Regions from separate parts of the Homo sapiens genome. Here all the other regions are linked to region 1. Evidence: chromatin contacts called from ENCODE Hi-C or POLR2A ChIA-PET data. All regions are on one chromosome and are shown on one strand. The core of a region is the stretch at or near the end of the contact, and the rest is flanking DNA. Distances in the headings are between cores, read along the strand shown. Region 1 holds the start of SCML4 (Scm polycomb group protein like 4). Region 2 overlaps CRYBG1 (crystallin beta-gamma domain containing 1). Region 3 holds the start of ATG5 (autophagy related 5). Region 4 overlaps ARMC2 (armadillo repeat containing 2).

Region 1 (3,771 bases), core at 412-2,911:
CCATCCATCTTATTTTCTTTTTTTTTTTTTTTTTTTTGAGATGGAGTCTCGCTCTGTCACCCAGGCTGGAGTGCAGTGGCACGGTATCGGCTCACTGTGAGCTCCGCCTCCCGGGTTCACGCCATTCTCCCTCCTCAGCCTCCCAAGTAGCTGGGACTACAGGCGCCCGCCACCACGCCCAGCTAATTTTTTGTATTTTTAGTAGAGACGGGGTTTCACCATTCACAGGATGGTCTCGATCTCCTGACCTCGTGATCCACCCGCCTTGGCCTCCCAAAGTGCTGGGATTACAGGCATGAGCCACTGCACCTGGCCCATCCATCTTATTTTCTTTTCTTCTCCTCTTCCTCCTTCTTTAGTGAAATCAACTTATATGAAATGAAAATGCAAACTACCAAACCTGCCTTTTCCCATACAAAACAACAAAATTTGATGATTAAATGAACTAAAGTAGTGAATTTCTTCTTGCTCAATTAATTACAAGGCTTTGACTTAAAACAATTTTTTATATTTTCATAATAAATTTCAGAGGAGAGATTTCTTATGTACTTCTAATGTGACTCTACACATATATTTAGAGAAACCTCAAGTTGTCCATTGCAGTTTTTTTCACTCTCAGTAACTGGCCAGGTTGTGGCCTAAGCCTTCGTTAGCCCTGGTTGATATTTAGTCCCGGCTAAATTTGTTTGCTGCTCATCCCTAGGAGTAAGCCACATGTTTGTAGAATGGATGTTTCATCTTGTAGGAAATACCTGTGAATATGCCAATATCCCAGAGTGGATGAAATGGGCAATGGGGAGCCCTGCTCCACTTTACAAAAAGAAAGGAAAAGAAAAGATCCCTTCGCCGATATATATTGATTTGCTGCAGAAAATGCAATGGGGCATGGGAATGAATAGTCACTCTTGCCCTGTTTCTATCCTGTGCAGGTCCCACCACGTTGAGGTGGGTAGAGATGCTTACACACACACACATACAGGCCTGGAGCCAAAGTCAGGGCCGGCTTTAATGAACTGTACACATATGTTGTGGGCAGCCGCTGATTTAATATGTACAACCATGGTGTGTGCACACACCTGGATAGGCACACTGCTCTGGGAATCACACAGGGTCTCCTGAACAATGATGCTATTGTAATATTTCTTTTTGTTTTATTTGTCCAAAGTCAAACATTCACTCTGTCAGATCACCAGTGTCTTATAAGCCTGGTGTTGGCCCACACTGCTGCAGGATTGGGACAAAGAGACGATGTTACAGTCTGGTTTCTATGGCAACAGAGGAGGGGTAATGAAAACTGAAATGTTGGAAACACCCATTCTAACCATTGTGACATAATTCAGGTTATTACAAGGATGTAACTACCAAAGAAGCAGAAGTGTCATTACCTTGCAGCTCATGTCGACAAAAAGCTACACTGCACATTTCTCTTAGGCTGCTAAGAGGAAGGAAACACAAAACACACACACACACACACACACACACACACACACACACACACACACACACACACAGAGGCCTCGTTTTCTGCATGTAAAATGTGTGTGTTCTTTAAAAGCCAGTGGTTGGCTGGTTTTCCGGACATGATGTGGTTGAAGCTGTCATCGTAATGGAAATTCATTGCTGTAGCTATGGTAAATCGAGTTTTCTGCCTGTGCTGAATGCATTAGTCTAATGAGATGTTTGCAGCTGGAGCGCAGGGCTGCTGGAGACTAACTGTGAGCTACTAACACGGGTGGAAGATAGCTTTTGCAATACTCGGTTTGCATGTGCTGAAAGTCATCTGTCTTCTGAGTCAACACTCCCGACCTGGTAAACAACCTGCTCAGGGCTCTGGTGAACAAGCTGTAGGTAAGGGAGATGCACAATTGGAGGCGTGCCGTTGACACGGGATCTTTCTCTTGTAACTGTCAGCATGACAGGTTACCTGTTTCAGTTTTTTCTGGGTTGCATGCCTACCTCTATGGCAACGCACAAGAGTGTCCTGCACTAAAACCACTGAGTCCAGTAGGTAAACTTTAGTTCCTCATATGCAAAGTACAGCATTTAATTTATTAACCAGATCTCAGAGGGGAAAATGTAACATTGAATTATATAGTTTATAAATTTGGGCTATATACATGTTCATTACTCTTTAACTCTGCATTTAAATACCTAGAAAGTTATTTTTTTCCAAATGTGAACTCAAGTAACCGGTTAGTTATTTTTTCCCTTCACGATAATTTTGCTTTGTTTTGCTTTTTAATTTTAAAAAAATTGTACTATGTCTTGGGATAAAAATATTTACCTAAAATTTGGTTATTAAAATTGGTATGTTATGAACATGTAAAAGTGTTTTTTTTCCCATTTAATTTTATTTCAAATATCCCAGGTAGAATATTTCACATGTCTTTGTGCTGGTTTTTCCTAATTTATGAGGCATAAATAAGAATAATATTTACTGCTAGTTTCTGGTTTTAATTCGTTTTTTGGGAAAAAAACTGGTGACTATGGAGTATTAGCGGCAGTTTTCCCAAGCTCAAAATCACCTCCTTCCCAGGTGGAGCACTGTGACTTGAACCAGCTTCCACGTGCTCCTCCCAAAGCATGAGGGGTCCTCTCCAGGTTGATTGCTGGCTGGACAGGAGCGGTGGATGAGGCCAGGGTGCAGGCTGCTGAGCTGTTTTGCTGAGTTGAGGTGCTTGAGTCAAAGTTCTTTCCACTATCTGTGATCGTGAACGAGAGGTGTCTCCTCGTGTTGTCTCTAGATTCCATGACGGTACTCATGAGGGTTAGACAATCAGTGGCTTTCTGAGAAAGTGGTTTTTTACTGATCTCAGACACTACAGTACTTGAGAAAGTAATCCAGGCACTTCAGAATCAGGGTATTTGTTATATGCTGTTTTTCTTTCTTTTCAACCAGAGGAACCATTTTTGAAGAATGAGGGATATAGCTGCTTTTTTTCTCCACTTTTTTTTTTTTAAAGCAAAATAGAATATCTGGAGTGAAAGCATAAAAATAACTACAAAGGAATTCTTAGTGTGTTAAACTATCTGGGGGGTATAATATTTGTGTGGAGCATTTTTTGTGTTGCTTGGTAGAACTAGTCTGATAAAATGAGGGGCTGTTTGAGCAACAGCAGCTGGGTGAAGATTACCTAGAAAATCGGTACTGCGTGATCGTCTAAACTCAAAAGGTTAATGTAGAATCTTCAGTTTTAGGGAAATTGGTGGCTTCACAAACTATAACTTTTAAACAGGCTTTTTGACAGAATTTTTAAAAAATATGAATGTGTTTTCTTTAGCTCTTTAAATTGTGTACGTAGATGAGCTCTGAAATATTTTGGTAAATTCATCAGTTTGCTTCATTTGTGGAATTATAACAAAAGTGCAAAGCCCACAAAAATCCAGTTCTTTCATGTATAACATGTTTACATTTCTTCCCTGTGTCCCCAAAATTACTTTTATTTTGCTGCAAAAAAAAAAAAAGAAAAGAAAAAAAGAAAAGAGTAAATGAACGGTAATAGAAAGACAAGAAAACAATAAGCGAAACGAGTAAGTTGCTTTTCATCATTTCTTTGCTTTTGGTGGTGTGTTTTCGAGGCGAGGGAAATCAGCAGAAGCAGTTTCACTTTCTGGTTCTTGACTCCTGGGGGTGAGGGTGAAAGGCTGTCTCCTCTAGCAAGCAGCAGGTAAGCTAAGCAGCTCAGCCCACAGAAAACAAGCCAGACCCAAATACTGTCACTTGCTGCAAGAACTTTTATAATGAGAGTTCAAAACAATATTGACTTTAAA
Region 2 (3,578 bases), core at 1,079-3,578, 1.3 Mb after region 1:
CTTTCTCACCTTAAATAAGCTTGGTAACAAAAAGGCGCAATTCACATCAAAAACCGAGTAAAGTAAACATCTTCTGAAGTGAGATAAAAGAAGATGCAGAAATCAAAATTATTCCCCAAAATCATGTTTTGCTGTCTTCTCTCTAATATTTAAGAAAAGATCCAATGAAAACCAAAATTCTTTATTCCCCACAGCTTTGCAGGGTAAAAAAAATATTTCCCTAATGAAAACTAATTCCCAATAAAGACAAAATACTGTCTCAATTGCATAGGATAAACACCTATTGCTACTTATGGGAACAAAGAGTGAATCTCACAGAGAGAAGGATTAAGAAAAAGTTTCCCTGGCTGGGGACTTCCCAAATAGAGGAAGCTCCTTCACAAATCTTCAAAATTCTAAGTATAGCACTGAGCATTTTTACATAGAATAGGTAAGAAAAAGCAACTCATCTGTCTCTGAACTCTAAAAGCTTACCTATACCTTTCATAATACAACATATAAATTCACATGTGCCTTAAAAGATTTATTGCCAGCCAGTCAGGATGGCTCACACCTGTAATCGCAACACTCTGGGAGGCCGAGGCAGATGGATCACGAGGTCAGGAGTTCGAGACCAGCCCAGCCAATATGGTAAAACCCCCGTATTTGTATTTTCAGTCTTTACTAAAAATACAAAAATTAGCCAGGCGTGGTGGCACGCGCCTGCATTCCCTGCTACTAGGGAAGCCGAGGCAGAAGAATCGCTTGAACCCAGGAGGTGGAGGTTGCAGTGAGCTGAGATTGCACCACTGCACTCCAGCCTGGGCGACAGAGCGAGACTCTGTCTCAAAAAAAAAAAAAAAAAAAAAAAAAGATCATGTGCCTTAGAGCATTTGTAGCTTTATCTCCCTGCAAGACTACAGATGCCTTCAGTGAAGACTCTTAGTACATTTTTTTCTTGCACTCTAACGGTCCCTTGTACATTGCAGGTTTTCAAATATGTGATGAATGAATAAAAACTATAGCACATAAGCTTAACCATTTCTAAAAGAATAACATGAGTTGCTCATCATCCTTCTCTTCCCTTGCTTTAAAAATACCCCAAATAAATAATAACACATTGCTACTTACCATTGTGTCTGATAATGACATTCCAGAAAAAGAAATGCTTGGGTCATACCGGCTTGATTTGAAAAGACCCATGAAGTCGGTGTCACTGTTTGCACAGTTTGGCAAGTTTGATTTAATAACACTTTCAATATGATTAGCCTTTTCCATATCATCATTCTTCAGTTTTGACAATTCAGAAAATTTAGTTTCTGGCAAGTGTAGGTTGCTTCGTGAATCCAGATCTTCTTTGGTTTTCTCTTTTTGCGGGTATTTTTCCATGTGGCTTGGACTTTTCAAACTGGAGTGTGATGTACTTGACGAGTTGAAATTGAAGACCTTTAAGGAGTTGTCGGGCAGAAGATTTGACTGTTCTTTGTTCAAACCACAGGGCGGGGCACCCTCAGTCGTGGGCTGTGACACTGAAGACTGAGATAGGGAACCGTTCTGAGAAGTACTGAAAGCCGTGGTCATAGTGTTGACTGATGTCACAGAAGGAGAAAAGATTTTGTCTTGTGGTAAAGAAGATAACAAGCTTGAGAAAAGTGCACTTTTTTCTAGTCTCGATCTCTTAATGCCACCATTTGTGACGTCCCTGTTCTCTTTGTCATTGATTTCCGGCATCACCAGAGGCTCACTGTTCCCATTAGTGTTGGTGTGCAGGGACTTGAAGAGGACGCTCTGTTCAGCAGATGCACGTTTGGGTCTCAGTTTGGATTTTGTGTCAAGGTTCTGCATCAAATGTAAAGCCGGTGACATTTCTGGCTGACTTTCCTTCTTCTTCCCCAAACCAAAGGTAAACACTTTGGGATCAAACACCTTTTCTAAATGGTCTTCGTGAATAGGAGGCATGGCAAAGTGAGGAGCAGGAGAGTTTGGCATCCTGGCCTTCTTTCTTTTCATGGGCATACAAACTGCGCTATCCATCTGTTTTATAATTTCAGTGAATTTTTCCATATCAGAAGAAGAATCAAATACACTATCATCACTACCAGCAGAAATGTTCAAAAGGCTGGCAGGGCTATCCTGGCCATTTGTAACAGTCTGATCTGGCCTTTGAGGAGTGGCTAAGTGATTTCCGCTGCTGGGAGAGTTGGTGGGACTGGATTCAGCCATCAGGGGTGTTCTGCTGCCCTGACTTTGAGCCTGAATAGGCAGAGTTTTCTCTGATGCTGGCGGTATGACTTGTGGGCCAGATTTTGCCGCGAGCTCTGCTGTGCAATGAGAGTGTTCATTGCCCAGTACTTCCTCTTGTGGGGGAGCACAACTTGCAACGGAAACCACTTCAGGTTCATTACTGTGACAAGTTGGCAACTGCACTTCTCTAACTTCAGAGCTCTCTGGGATGACCTGGGAGCTCACATCCTGGGTGCTCTCCACGGGGAGCACGAAGGACCTGACCTGGACGAGGACTCTGGATGGACACTCACTTCCCACAGCTTCTGGACTACGCTCTGTGGACAAAGGAGGGGTTGTTTCTCCTCCAAGTTCTAAAAGTGGCATTTTCTCATTGTTCTGACGAGACACAGGCAAAACACATCCTTTATGGTTTTCTGACACTTTTAGATCAGTGCATGGGAAACTGCTTATGGGTGATTGAACACATGTGTCTTTGGGAACATCCCCAGGAGCGGGTGCAGACAGTGAAAGAGAAGGCCCAGGAGATGACTCAGCAGGGGACTGTGAGTCAGAAAATGTATGCTGTGGCTTTGGCATGGCCGTTGGAGGTAAATCTTTGGTATCCACAGTGGTGGGGATGTCTTGTGCTGTATCGGTTACATTTTCAAGTACAAGGCTTTTGCTGTCTGCAGCCTCTGAGTCCTCCTTCTCTAAGAGCTTATGATCCTTGACAGGAATCAGAGCAGAAGCCACTGGTTCTGAAAGGCAGCCAGCATCTGTTTGTACATCTGCTTTATCATCTTGGTTAGGCTGAGGACCAAGAGCTTGATTCTCAGAAGAGTCTCCATTCATTCCTCTGGTTGCTGGCAGAATCTCTTCTTCCGAGACGGTAACTTTGGTTTCTATAGCAGTTTCCTTAACCAGCACACCATTCTGGGGACTGTTTGGCATTACTTTCTTTTCAGGTTGCTCCATTTCTTTGGCTTTTTTGGCTAAATTCAGCTTTGCCCTCCCAACAAACGTTTTACTAGAGGCAGGAGTATTCCTTTGGCCTCGAATGTCAGTGTGTCTTGGGCTACTGTTTGTCCGTTTGTTTTCAAATAAGGAGATTTTGGTGGCAGTGTTGCCTTTGTGAACTGGCTGGCTAAATGGATTGTGCTCATTTCCCAAACTGTCAAGATTCTTAGGGGTTTTAAGATTTAGTTCCACATGTTTGGGCTTGGCAGGGCTGTGAGGAAAAAGCAGGAAGATAAAGTTATTGACCTAGTTTTAAAAAGTGAACACACAAACCAATTAATTATAAAACTATGAAAAGCCAACATCTCCCTGATATATAACATTTGGAGTGTGGTGTGTGTGTGTGTGTATGTGTG
Region 3 (3,277 bases), core at 466-2,965, 1.5 Mb after region 1:
CTTACCTGGGCCTCCCAAAGTGCTGGGATTACAGGCATGAGCCACTGTGCCTGGTCCCAACATTTTGTTAGGAAATAATTTTGAACACACAGCAAAGCTGAACAAATTTTACAGTGAATACCCATTTACAATGAACCTAGATTCTACCATCTAGATTCTACCATTATATTTTACCATTATATTCTACCATTATATTTTACTATATTTGGTTAATCACATATTTATCCATCTATGCGCCCCTAAATCCATCTTATTTTTTAGATACATTTTAAAGGAAATTTTATATACTTTTGTCTGACACTGGGAAGGCAATGCACCTTAATCCCACAAGCTTTCTTACAGAGGCTAATAGCTGTTTACTGGGGACACTGTAGTGAGGATTTCTGCATTGAGTAGGTGAAGAGGACCATAACTGTGGCTTTCAAACTTTTCTGACTGCTACCCTTACTAAGAAATGTATTTCACATTCCTATCCAGTGTACACCACATACATACTGAAGTAAAAATTTTGGGACACAATATTTACCCTTTACATGTGTGAAGCATGCTGATATTTTCTATTTTATTTCATTTAAAAAGATGCTGGGCATGCTTCCCTAACTTGATTTAGATACCCACTAATGTACTGTAATTTACCATTTGAAAATCATTGTACTTAGTCCAACTCCAAGAAGATTTTTCTTTTTAAAAGAATCCTGTGGCTACTACTAGAATTTTCCTTATGTTCCCAATTATCAAGAACCTGTTTTGAGTCTCAGCACAGTACTTACTTAACATGCATGGCGTTAAGGCACGTGTAATTAAGAGAAAAACCTTAAATGCCTGCTAAGACTTCTGGATAGAGCCAATTCAAAGATTCTTTATTAGTAAGTTTACCAATTATTACTATTTTTTTTTTGAGACGGAGTCTCGCTCTTTCGCCCAGGCGGGACTGCGGTGGCCCTATCTTGGCTCACTGCAAGCTCCACCTCCCGGGTTCACGCCATTCTCCTGCCTCAGACTCTCCAGTAGCTGGGACTACAGAAGCCCGCCACCGCGCCCGGCTAATTTTTTTTGTATTTTTAGTAGAGACGGGGTTTCACCGTGTTAGCCATGATGGTCTCGATCTCCTGACCTCGTGATCCGCCCGCCTCGGCCTCCCAAGGTGCTGGGATTACAGGCGTGAGCCACCGCGCCCGGCCCCAATTATTTTTACAAAGAGTAAGATAAAGATATGTACTCTTGGATGGGTGGGAGGGTTCAGTGCTCATATAGTCTTCTGTTAAATTAGGTTATTAATGCCTGCGGTGGTTCCAACAAAGTAGAGAAGAAGATCAAATAAGAAAATGGATGGGAAAGTACTTTGAAAACTAATGTTTTATTAATACTGTTGTGTGATGCCAGGAAGAAAGGGATGTTGCGATCAAGCTCTAGGGAGGCAGTGTTTCAGTATTTTAAAAACTGTTTTTGTGGAACTGTTAAGTTAACCTCCCCAAGCCCCAATAACTACGCTTTGACGCAAGATTCTCAGAAGAGGGTAGAAGCTATGAACTTGGAGAGGTTTGGTCGCGAGTTCAAGCGTACTGCCCCGTTGGCGCATGCTCAAGAGCGACTCGGGCCTCCTTGCTGGGTTAGGCAGAACACGGAGGGCGGAGTTCGGACCACGTGGGGTCTCGTGACGTCATCTCCGGGCGCCGAGGGTGACTGGACTTGTGGTGCGCTGCCAGGGCTCCGCAGCGTTGCCGGTTGTATTCGCTGGATACCAGAGGGCGGAAGTGCAGCAGGGTTCAGCTCCGACCTCCGCGCCGGTGCTTTTTGCGGCTGCGCGGGCTTCCTGGAGTCCTGCTACCGCGTCCCCGCAGGACAGTGTGTCAGGCGGGCAGCTTGCCCCGCCGCCCCACCGGAGCGCGGAATCTGGGCGTCCCCACCAGTGCGGGGAGCCGGAAGGAGGAGCCATAGCTTGGAGTAGGGTACGTGTGTGTGTCCACCTTGTGTGAGGAAATTCCTAGAGGAGGAGGGCTGGGGAGGGGCCAGGTAGGTGTGGTAGGAAGGAGGGGTGAGTAGTTGCCTGGAGGAGCGCCCGCCCGGCCGCGATGGCGGGTGAAGGTGGTTCCTCCGGGCAAGGTGGAGTTGGCGAGACGCCGGCCCGGAGCCCTGGGGCCGGTTGGCGGGTGTGGCCTGCGGGGTCCCTCTTGGGGTACATGTCTGTTGCTTACTAAGGTAGGAAAGCGAGAGTCTAGTCGCAGGCTCTAGAGTTCAGTTCAGGACCTGAATTGTTTGTGGAACACAGTTATTTAAACCTTTATTGCACAGTGCAGTGTGAGTCTGTCCAAACTCGGTGGGTATGTCCTCCAAGCAATTTATCTATTTACGATATTCCCTGTCTCAATAACAATATTTAGTGCTACCAAAGACATTTTCTGTTGGCAAGACACTTTTACATACTTCATTTGTACTTTGGATTATTTTAAAATTATCCTGAACTTGAGGAACCTAGGAAACTATTGGTTCTAGATTTTTCTGAGGGGTGAGGAGGTACAGCCTGTCTTGAGCAATCAGAACCCGGAGACTTACCAGACAGTAGCTGAACTTCCAAAGCCTTCCAGAATTGGCTTGTTAAATTTCTGAGACCTTGAAACTGGATACTTGGCTCTGAACTGAACTATTTGTGATTTCCATAGAGGGAGTTTCTGGTTGAATTTTGAATTTGAAAATAACGATGTTGTGCTCAGGGTAGTAATTGAGAGGTATTTTACACCAGATTTAAGCCTGTGCTTTTATCTTCAAAGATATGCTACTTAAAATTGGGGGAAAGTGTACAGAATGGAACTGTATGGATATGGATTTTTAGAATAGTGCACACACCTCAAGTGTGTATTTATTTCATTAATTTCCCCCAAACTGAGTACCTCCTATGTGTTAGGCACTGGACAAAACAGTAAACAAAATAGTAAACAAAAGAATAAAAATCCCTGCCATCATGAAGTTCCACTTTGGGGATGGGGTGAGAAGACATTGATACAAAAATTAAGGTACAGTCTTTCCTGTCCCTCGGCATCTGTGGGAGATTGGTTCCAGGACCTCCCTTGGATACCAAAGTCCTCAAATGCTCAAGTCCCTGATATAAAATGGTGTAGTGTTTGCAGATAACCTATGCACATCCTCCTATCTTTAGTTCAACTCTGCATTATTTATAATGCGCAATACAACTTAAATGCTGTATAAATAGTTGTTATGGTGTATTGTTTAGGGAATAATGACAAAAAAGAGTCTATACATGTTCAGTACTGACTTTTTT
Region 4 (3,719 bases), core at 684-3,183, 1.0 Mb before region 1:
TGGTGAACAAGTCCCAGCCATCATGGAGCTTCTAGAAGGGAAACCCAACCATACCTATAGGTCAAGGAGCTATACCTGTCTATCTTCAAATCTACTGGAGTAAGCTTGTCAGGTATTACTACAACGAAGAGCTGCCCTGGGGGGCTCACTCTCATTCCTGATGAATGTCCTCGATGAAACTGAGCATGTGTAACTATGGTCTGTATCTTCTCGGTAGACAGTTGCAGCACATTATATGAATTTTGTAATGGATCGTGGGTAAACTTCAAAAGGAGACAGCTCCCAGCAGCCTTACCACACAGGACCAGTTCAGGTTCACAAATATTTATTTGATACCTGTTATATACCACACCCTGTAATAGGCTCTTGGGCAACAAACAGAGAAAAACACTTTTCTTAATGACGTTGCTCTATCTAGCAGGGGAGACAAAGGGGGCAGATGTGTAAAGAGATAAATGAAGCCCAGTGTGACCCCAGCCAGGTAAGGAGGGGGCAGAGAGAGTGGAGAAAGCTTGAGGGGTTGGGAGTTGGTCAGAGAAAGCTTCACAGAGGAGGTGGGGGCTGAGAAGCATTTTGAATGGTTAATAAGACGTAAACAGCTTGAAGAAAAGAGAACAAAAGTCTGGAGTGAAAGCCAGCTTCAAGTGTGTATTGCCAGTACAGTCAGGCAGGGCCCCAGTTTTAGAAGGGCCTATACTTGTTTTAAGGCTCTGCTGTGGCTATCTTGAAACTCTTAATAATTTTTGAACAAAGGGCCCCACATTTCCATTCAGCATTGGGCCCAGCAAATTACATAGGTTCTCCCTGAGGCTTGAAACAGCAGGGTGGGTGTGGTGAACAACAAGGGGTTCCACCCTGCCGGTGCACCCACCGTGAGGGGGCAGGCCCAGGACAGGCGTGAGCAGGGCCTGGAATGTTACGCTGGGGCTGGATCACAACACAGCTGTGCACTTGGAGGTGCTGGGATGTCATCCCCCGCCACCCCCACCAGAGCTCAGCAAACTACAAACCCCACCAAATCTGCCCTATCTCATTTTCGTATAGCCTGCAAACTAAGAACGGTTTTTGTATTTTTAAATGGTTAGAAAAAAAATCAAAGAAAGAACAATATTTTGTGACAAGTGAAAATTACATGAAATTCAAGTTTCAGTGGCCATAAATTGGTGGATGGCTGCTTCCATGCTACAATACAAAACGGAGGAGGCTGAGCAGAGACCATAAGGACCAGGTCTAAAATATTGACTATCTGGCCCTTTACAGAAAAAGTTTGCCAACTTCTACAGTAGGCTAGTGTTTCCCAAATTGTGTTCCCAAAAGACAGATCCCACAGTCCAGCAGGTTTGTGAAATGCTGTGTTGAATTAAAATTAAACAGATTTCTCCACCAACACTTTAATACGCTCATGTGCAGAGACTCTCCAAGAAGATGAGGGGTAGGCAGTGTTTCCCTGACCTATTTGAGCACTGAACCCTTTTTCCAAAGAGAAGCTATTAACATTTTGCCAAAAGTGTTCCCTGGAGTTCCCTGGAACTCAGTTTGGCAAACACTTCTGTAGGCACAACAGGGCCTCTGAAGGGTTTTCAGCAAGAGGGTGGTGCAATCTGATCTTTATTTGCTTCCCGACCTCTTGTGCTTTATGGAACACACAGAAAATGATCATTTTTCATGGTCCCCTGGGATAAAGGGATAAGGCTGCTGCTCACAGCCATGTCGTGTTGGGAGCTCAGCATCCTCAGGCTCCACTGGCTGTTCCTCTGGCTGAGGGCCTCGCATCCACCCACCTGCAGACCATCACAGCACCCCAGTGAGCAGACGGTGGTTTAAGAGCAGCAAAACAGGATGAGGCAAGAGGGATGGAGGCAGCATGGCGGTGGTGAGGGAGAATGCAGACTCGAGAGCTAGTCAGGAAGCACGTGTAGGGCTTGGTGACGGAGAGTGTGACAGGGATGGCTGAGGAGGTGGTACTGCTCTCAGGCCTCTTGTCTGGCTTGAATAACTGGGGAAGCATTCACAGCAGTGCCACCTCCAGCCAAAAACCCTGTGTGAACGCAAAGCAGTTATACTGCTGGCCTTTTGGAGATGACTACACAAATCTCTTCCTCTTTCACTGTCTTGAAGCAGGAATTCCAAACCTGCCACCACACCCCGGCCCTGCCTGTGGGGTAGCATCAGCCACAAATGACTTCACAGCAAACAAAGGGATGCCCTCCATTTCTGCAGCCTCAGTTACTCCACAAAGCCTACCTCTTCTAAACAATAGAGAAGATCTGAAATGAAACCCAGGGAGCTCTTATACAAATGACAATGATTCCAAGGCTGGAGAGCTCAAATATTTTTTATAACTTTATAATTGGATGACATGTGCTTTTAAAATAACAATGACTTTTTGTTGCCAGTATTTCCTGAATGCTGGCCCAGACCTCAGGGATGACCTGAATGGTGAAGAGGGGTGACTGCAAACAGGGTGGATAAAAGAACCACGATGAAAACATGCTTCAGTGCACCTTGGAGGTGTGAAGCTGGCCTCAGTGCTGGGAAATCACAGCTGCAGAGGGCACCTCCCAGAGCATGCAGACAACAGGCAGGTACCCCAGCGGGGAAGGAGCTAAGCCACTGGGGAAGCACTGAGGAGGGGGATGGTGGGCAAAGCATTCATCTCTGTGGTCACTTTCACATCAGTGTGTACCTCAGCAAGCAGCAGGGTTTTCTAGCATGCACTCCCAAAAGTTAAAAATACATGAAACACACAGTATTCAACCTCACAAGCAAGAACACAGAATAAAAAACAAGGTATGAGTCCTTGCACCAATCCTGCCATCCTGTTCATAAGAAGTGCCCTTCACCTCCAGGTCCCAGCCCCTCTCATCTTGGCAAACCCTTTGTTCCTGCAATTACCAACCCTTTCTGATTTACCTGAGCTGACACGGGACTCGGGTTGCGGGGGGAGCGTTTGAAAAGCTCCTCAGGTGATTCTCATGGGCAGCTACAGCTGAGAACTGCTGTTGGTGAAAAAACCTACATCACATTGTCTCTCCCTTTGGTAAACCCTATCTTTTCACTACAAGTAAAACACAGCTGGGTGTGTTTTCCATATTCTGAGGCCCTGGGCAGTTCTGTGGCCTCAGCTCTCTCCAACTTCCCTTGATCAGCCACTTTCCAGCCACTGGACCTCCAGGTCCTCCACCACCAGCACTTGCTCTCGTGCCCGGTCATTGCACTCGCTTTTCCTTCCATGTGGACACTTGGTCCATGGATTTTTACATGGCTGCCTCCTTCTCATGAGGCACCTTCCTATTCAGCTGCCAGCTCCTCAAAGATACCTTTCAGAGCCACCTGAGCTAAAGCAAATTACCCCACCACAGTCACTCTCGAGTCCATTATCTTGTTTATCTTCTTCAGAGCATTCATCAGCACTCAAATTCTCTTACTTATTTGTTCTCCTGTCATTGTCTATCTCCTCTCACTAGATTGTAAGCTCTCTGAGGACAGAACTTTGTTGGCCTAGAATGGTGCCTGGCACTTAGTAGGAGTTTGATAAATATCAGATCGACTGGCAGTGTAAGAAAGGAAACAAATCGGGACATCAAGGTAAAGCAAGTTGCCTGATGATCTACTTGGTCATGGCATCACAGCATGAGGTACACACCCTGCACATCCTCATTGTCTTGTCTTTTCTCTTCTCTTTTCTTCCTTCCTTCCTCCCTCCCTCTCTTCTTTTT

What was found. Hi-C counts contacts between places; a loop is a spot of excess contacts on that map. ChIA-PET counts read pairs that join two places held with the same protein, here RNA polymerase II (POLR2A). Pooled maps may share reads with other maps.
Region 2: a map of CD4-positive, alpha-beta T cell shows a loop between it and region 1 (9-fold over the local background). The contact joins the enhancer-like site here to the promoter of SCML4 in region 1. A Hi-C loop is called at or near these places in 5 of 168 maps with a recorded cell type or tissue (CD4-positive, alpha-beta T cell, CD8-positive, alpha-beta T cell and naive thymus-derived CD4-positive, alpha-beta T cell), 1 of 37 single-sample maps with no recorded cell type and 12 of 50 pooled maps. POLR2A ChIA-PET finds 5 or more read pairs at or near these places in 2 of 52 experiments (CD8-positive, alpha-beta memory T cell and activated naive CD4-positive, alpha-beta T cell).
Region 3: a pooled map shows a loop between it and region 1 (5-fold over the local background). The contact joins the promoter of ATG5 here to the promoter of SCML4 in region 1. A Hi-C loop is called at or near these places in 4 of 50 pooled maps. POLR2A ChIA-PET finds 5 or more read pairs at or near these places in 2 of 52 experiments (T-cell and activated B cell).
Region 4: a loop to region 1 is called in a pooled map, with 5 times the contacts of the local background. The contact joins the enhancer-like site here to the promoter of SCML4 in region 1. A Hi-C loop is called at or near these places in 2 of 168 maps with a recorded cell type or tissue (breast epithelium and naive thymus-derived CD4-positive, alpha-beta T cell) and 5 of 50 pooled maps.

Annotation. Positions count from the first base shown.
Region 1 is chr6:107,822,203-107,825,973 of GRCh38, reverse strand. It overlaps SCML4 (Scm polycomb group protein like 4), which reads left to right and starts at 1,661. Exons shown (of 8, transcript NM_198081.5): 1 at 1,661-1,848. RefSeq lists an enhancer at 3,509-3,578.
Region 2 is chr6:106,518,986-106,522,563 of GRCh38, reverse strand. It overlaps CRYBG1 (crystallin beta-gamma domain containing 1), which reads right to left. Exons shown (of 22, transcript NM_001371242.2): 4 at 1,111-3,433. Among named protein-coding and RNA genes, the nearest start is that of RTN4IP1, 110 kb to the left of the region's middle. RefSeq lists enhancers at 1,598-1,647, 2,388-2,877, 2,100-3,299. Within about 2 kb of position 2,328, at least 24 of the 41 ENCODE cell types and tissues checked have a DNase peak (open chromatin) inside an H3K27ac peak, as active enhancers do; they include CD4-positive, alpha-beta T cell and CD8-positive, alpha-beta T cell, where a contact is called at or near this core.
Region 3 is chr6:106,324,198-106,327,474 of GRCh38, reverse strand. ATG5 (autophagy related 5) reads left to right here and starts at 1,715. Exons shown (of 8, transcript NM_004849.4): 1 at 1,715-1,949. RefSeq lists enhancers at 1,516-1,835, 1,856-1,905.
Region 4 is chr6:108,870,610-108,874,328 of GRCh38, reverse strand. All of the region lies in intron 4 of ARMC2 (armadillo repeat containing 2), which reads right to left. Among named protein-coding and RNA genes, the nearest start is that of ARMC2, 24 kb to the right of the region's middle. Within about 2 kb of position 1,933, at least 11 of the 41 ENCODE cell types and tissues checked have a DNase peak (open chromatin) inside an H3K27ac peak, as active enhancers do; they include breast epithelium, where a contact is called at or near this core.